Regions from separate parts of the Homo sapiens genome. Here region 1 is linked to region 2. Evidence: chromatin contacts called from ENCODE Hi-C or POLR2A ChIA-PET data. All regions are on one chromosome and are shown on one strand. The core of a region is the stretch at or near the end of the contact, and the rest is flanking DNA. Distances in the headings are between cores, read along the strand shown. Region 1 holds the start of SLC38A2 (solute carrier family 38 member 2). Region 2 holds the start of PUS7L (pseudouridine synthase 7 like).

Region 1 (2,700 bases), core at 83-2,582, 2.6 Mb before region 2:
GAGGAGATTGGACACCAAAGCAAGAATGGCTATTATTTAAGACTGGCCTGAACAGAGTAGAAGGTTTGCGGTAGGGAAGACTGGCCTGAACAGAGTAGAAGGTTTGGGGTAGGGAACACAGGAGTGTGATGGGGGAAATCGGGACCTCGCTTGTCAATCATAAACACTGGTGCAGGCGAGGGCACCCGAAGCCTCACGTGCGGCGGAAATAGGCAGTTGTACGGATTTCCTCAGTAAAACATTGAAAGCAAAAACTGCGATCACACCCAGCCCTTTCCTCTATGCCCTGCCCAATTTCTCCCAAGTCCCCAAAAGGAAGAGAGCAGTAGGTCAAACTTGTTTATTCATTCATTCCATGAACATTTCTCTCTCCTAAGGGGTCTTTGTTTCCTGCAAGGGAGTGAGTCTTGCCTTTCCCGCAGCACCAATTTTTCCACAGCGAAGGGTCCCCCTAGTTGCCTGGCTCAGCAAGACCACACACATCACCATTGAAGGGAAAGGACCAGGCTCCGCAGAAAGCGCCTCAGACCCGCATTCAGACAAGGCAGTGCCTTTGCCCGGGGCGGCGGTGGTGGGATAAGAGAAGCAACGTGTCAGCGAGTGGAAAACTGGGGACTCCCAAACGGCCTTAGGAGCGCCGGGCTCCCCACTGGGGCCTCTTTCTAAGGGGCCTGGCTTGCTGGCCAAAAGGTAGCCTTTCCGCTAGTCCAGTTTCCATGGCCGTACAAAAAGCACATCCCGAAAAGGAGCTGCTCGCCGACCTCCGGCTAGTTTTGAAGAGTGAAAGCAGGTCTAGGTGGAAAAGAAAGAACAACAAACCATCAGGACAACCTTGCTGCCTTGGCCCAAGTTTGTGAGACAAAACTTCACTGTAAATCACAAAAATAACAATCAAGAAAGTGTTTGGTGGGAGGGTGGTGTCCCCCAAAAGCCTTGATGTGTCCCCCGAAAGCAAGGACTGCTGGTGACTCGGACAGGAGAAAATTTTAAGGAGATGGCTCCTCAAAGACAACCGCATGTGTTGAGCACCAACCCTGGCTGAAAAGGATAGGCAGGGGAAGCATCTGGGGGTCTTTCCAGACTATCTAGAAAGCTGGAGAGAGTGGGCTTGGGCTTTGCGGGAGAGTCTTGGGGGCGCCTGCGGGCGGGGCTGGGCCGCGGGCGCGGGCCGCAGAGGGAGGGGCAGGGAGGCGGGGCCTAGGTCTGGGCGGGTCGGAGGCGGGGCCCAGGTGGTGTTGATACACAAAGAGAAGGCGCCCGGGCGGCCGCGGTCCCGCCCACTGACGCGTCCCCGGGGTGCCGCTATAACCCGCCGCTCGCAGGGCTGCTCCACAGCCGCGCGACGCCGCCGCCTTAGAACGCCTTTCCAGTACTGCTAGCAGCAGCCCGACCACGCGTTACCGCACGCTCGCGCCTTTCCCTTGACACGGCGGACGCCGGAGGATTGGGGCGGCAATTTGTCTTTTCCTTTTTTATTAAAATTATTTTTCCTGCCTGTTGTTGGATTTGGGGAAATTTTTTGTTTGTTTTTTATGATTTGTATTTGACTGAGAGAAACCCACTGAAGACGTCTGCGTGAGAATAGAGACCACCGAGGTAACGCGTGCGGGGGGGCGTCTGTGGGAAGGGCGCGGGGCCCGGGCGAGAGTGGGGGAGGGGCTTCCGGGAGGGGCCGCGCGGGAAGGCGGCCGCGGGGTCCGTTTCCTTTCGAGGCGGGCGTTGTCGGTTGGGCTGGCCAGCCTTCCACCCTGGCCCGCCGCGCGGGTGTCGCGCCCGCGACGTGGGTAGGAGAGCGGGCGCTGGGCGGGGGCCGCGTGCCTGCACGGTGCGGAGCCGCATCTTCCCATTAGGGGGAGGGGAGCTAGCCCGGCCAGCGGCTCTGCTGCGGCAAGTCTTGTGACTGATTTGCATTTAATAAAAAAAAAAAATTAAGTCCAGGGAGCCAGGAATCTGGGGGCGGCGGAGGTGGGCTTGGGCATGTATTACAGGAGAGGCCAAGATTGGGGAAGACGAGTTGGGAACATTTGACAATCGACGATCGATATTGCATCAGTTTTCTTTCCGGACATAGGAGGGGCTGGGCGGGCGTAGCACTCGCGGGCCAGCTGCCTGTGGACGGGTGTGCTTGAGGGCACTGGCGCGCGTGTGTAAACAAACCCCCAGCTCCCGGGGCCCGGGCGTTCGCCCCCCTCGAGAGAGGAGTAGTGTCGGCCCTTTCCGCCTCCTGGGGAAGGCTGTCTGCGGCAGAGGCATTTCTCCGTGTGGGGACTCCGGGCAGTAAAGGACAGATTACGCAGCATTGCTGTTCCAAATGCTAGAAACGGAAAGCCGTGCGCCTAGGTTGCATGCACACGAGCCAGGGTCGGGGCTGGATGTGTGCCCTGAGTGCCTGTGCAAGTTTGGAGCGACTGGGAAAAAGCAAAACAGAACCCCCCCTCGCCCCCTCCACTCCGACGAGGGACAATAGAGAGGGTGAAATACTGAAATCTGCCGGAGTAGGGGGCCTCGACGGCCGCAACACAGCGGTGGCATCATCTTTGTTCTCCCCGCGGCTCCGCCGTCTGTACTTTTCCGCCCCTCGGCGCGCCCCCGCCCCTCGCGCGCGGCTGGTACTTTTCCACTCGCCTGGCCTGGGATGAATCAGCCGCGCTGCGCCTCCGGGCGGCGTCACGTGACCGCGGCGGGCTGGCGCTGCGGTCC
Region 2 (2,863 bases), core at 348-2,847:
GGAATAAAGGATGTTGGAGTAAGGACAGAGAAGCAAGAAAGAAGCATTTAGGAGAGCCTACCAATAAGCCAGGTGGGACGTGCTGCAGGCTGGGACCAGGGTCGTAGCAGAGCAAGTGCAGAAGTCCTAGGATTCTGAGGTGGAGCCAATAGAAAGCTATGGGCTGATGTGGAGAGTGAGAAGACAGCATAACCAAGTTTACCGATATTTACTGAGATAGAGAAGGCTGAGGAAGGAGCAAGTTTGGCCTGGAATATCAGAAGCTCAGTTTGGAGAGGTAGAAAGCAAACTTCAAATGAACGCTCTGCAGGAAAACAGAAGAAATTTGAACTTCCCGATAGCCCTCTTCAAGGACCACTCCAAGAAAGGGAAAAGGCAGATTTTAGTATCCTCTGCTTACCAGGGGCCTTGGGCAGTTACGTTTTTGAAGCACTAATAGCGCCGTTTGTTCCCATTCTAAATGCTCAAAGTGCTTTCTCGCTTTCTCAGGGTTTGCTTTTTTTTTTTTTTTTTTCTTTTGAGACGGAGTCTCCCTCTGTTGCCCAGGCTGGAGTGTAGTGGCACGATCTCGGCTCACTGCAACCTCTGCCTCCTGGGTTCAAGCGATTCTCCTGCCTCAGCCCCCGGAGTAGCTGGCATTACGGGCGCCCGCCACTATGCCAGCTAAATTTTGTATCTTAGTAGAGACAGGGGTTTCACCATGTTGGCCAGGCTGGTCTCGAACTCCTGACCTCAAGCGATCCGCCCGCCTGGGCCTCCCAAAGTGCTGGGATTACAAGCATGAGCCACCGCACCTGGACAGGGTTTGCTTTTATCCCTTTGTCTCCCTCTGGCTTCCAAGCTGACAGGTACACTTTTTTCCCCCATCTGCGAATGTACTCATCTGATCCCATAAGCCGCCTCCACTTTCTAATTCCCTGGAAGCTTGGAGGCCGGAGAAACAAGCGAATTACAATCGTGTGGAGGCTCAGCGAGCTGCTGGCGCCACAGGCATCTGTCAGGTGCTGGCCTGACTTCCTGGTTCTGGGGAAAAGAGACTTCATTTCGCAGTCGGGTTCACGGAATCCAGGGCCTGAGAGGTGAGAAACTTGAGGTCCGACTGCGCCCCAGAACAGCTGGGTGACGTCCCTCCAAGCCTCAGGCTCTTCCTCAGGGCCGACGAACTTCTTGATTACCGGGGACCTACCCAAGTCTTTCTTCTGGAGTAAGCTCTGTCAAAGGAACCCACTTCCTCTCTAACTTTTCTCACGGATGATAAAGAGATTTCCGTTCCGCAGCCGACCCCAGCAACCCTGGGGCAGAGGTGCCGAGGCCTGGAAGCGGACCTCGGACGACGTTTGACCGAGGCATTAAGGCGGGGAATGCCTTACCTGCCCGGGCGCGGGCTGCTGAAGCCGGCGACAGAAGAACCAGCCGAACTAGGAAGCGCCGCGAAGGGGCGGGGCCTGCCGGGTTGGCCCCGCCCCACTTCCCCGATGGGCTTCATCTTGGCGCCTCCAGGCGGCTCCACAAAGTGAGAAACTCCACGTATTGCGTAGGGCGCGTCTTTACGTGGGCGCCTGCCCCTTTAATTACGCCCCTGTCGGAGGCTGAAACACTTAAGGCTTCCGGGCATGCGCACAGCGTTGTGCAAATGAATGCCTTCCACTGAACCGAGGTAGACGGGGTCGAGTTTCTTGCGCGATGGTGGGCTTGTATGTGTGTGTGTGTGTGTGTGTGTGGGGGGGGGGGGTGACGAGGTTGGCATTGAGGATCCATACCCTTTGCGCCCAAAGAAAGGTGACGTGGACTAGTGTCGTGCCTTTGGACAGGCAGAGTAAGAGGAGGGAGAAGAAACAGGTAGAGCTGCTGGCCTTGTCGGGGACACCTTTGGACGTGCTGGAGGGCAACGACGCCCTAGTTTTCTGTGAAGTTAAGTAGCTTCTGCAGGACTGGGTTCAGTATTTCTAGTACCTTCTCAGGATCCCTCCTCCGCCAACGAATTCCTCAACCACGGGCCAAGCAAACTACTCCCCCGCCCACTGTCAGCAGCAGTCTCTGTTGAATGGGAATACTGCACCTTCAGGCTTAACGCCACGTGGGCTCCTTTGCTGTCCTCCAGGTCAGTTCCACTCTTCTACCAGGATGCTGGAATTACATTCTCCCCAAGTTTCCCTACCTGTTTCACTTGCTTAGAATGTCTGTCTTCCTCCTTTTTTCTGGGAGAAAGAAAAGATCATTATTCTTTCAGGGCCAATCCCTACAGCTATGTTCTTGACCATGCTGTTTTGTTTTTGAACTCCTCTAACTGTTACTCCATCGGATACATCTTGCTCATTTCCATCAGAATCATCTTACAATTCCAAAAGCATGTTTTGGAATTGTGTCACTTTTCTACTCAAACACTAACAGTAGCCATCCATTGACCACCCAATAGATTCTAAGTCCTTGTCAGGGCATTCAACATCTTCCATAATCTGGTACTAACTCAGCTACATTTTCCAGCACTGTAGTCTCCCTGCATTCCCATCCCCACTGCTCTGTATCTGGACTGCTTGTTTTTCTTGCACACATTGCATGTTTTGTTTGTACATTACTTGTGAGGTCTCTGCCTCATTTCTATCTCTTGAACTATGGAGGACTTAGATGGCCACTTCTTGCATTATGCCTCTTCTAATTATCTTCCACTTCATTCCTACAGCTCTTATTTTGTACTAGTTATTTCATTTATTTAACAATAGTATTTATTGCAGACCTACCATGTGCTTGACACTGTTCAAAATGTGTGATCATCAGTAGTAAATAAGGCAGACAAGGTTACTCCTCACGTGGAACTAACATTCTCTTTGGAGGAGATATACAATAAATAATAAAGAAAAACTTT

The links. Hi-C counts contacts between places; a loop is a spot of excess contacts on that map. ChIA-PET counts read pairs that join two places held with the same protein, here RNA polymerase II (POLR2A). Pooled maps may share reads with other maps.
Region 1: a pooled map shows a loop between it and region 2 (9-fold over the local background). The contact joins the promoter of SLC38A2 here to the promoter of PUS7L in region 2. A Hi-C loop is called at or near these places in 1 of 37 single-sample maps with no recorded cell type and 7 of 50 pooled maps. POLR2A ChIA-PET finds 5 or more read pairs at or near these places in 1 of 52 experiments (activated CD4-positive, alpha-beta T cell).

What each region holds. Positions count from the first base shown.
Region 1 is chr12:46,371,405-46,374,104 of GRCh38, reverse strand. It overlaps SLC38A2 (solute carrier family 38 member 2), which reads left to right and starts at 1,332. Exons shown (of 16, transcript NM_018976.5): 1 at 1,332-1,596. SLC38A2-AS1 (SLC38A2 antisense RNA 1) reads right to left here and starts at 1,322. Exons shown (of 2, transcript NR_187299.1): 1 at 1,243-1,322; 2 at 327-792. RefSeq lists enhancers at 773-832, 1,513-1,592, 1,450-2,153, 1,843-2,172, 2,253-2,402 and silencers at 1,083-1,422, 1,623-1,822.
Region 2 is chr12:43,757,524-43,760,386 of GRCh38, reverse strand. It overlaps PUS7L (pseudouridine synthase 7 like), which reads left to right and starts at 1,597. Exons shown (of 9, transcript NM_031292.5): 1 at 1,597-1,657. It overlaps IRAK4 (interleukin 1 receptor associated kinase 4), which reads right to left and starts at 1,436. Exons shown (of 12, transcript NM_016123.4): 1 at 1,371-1,436. RefSeq lists enhancers at 730-789, 1,410-1,519, 1,860-1,909.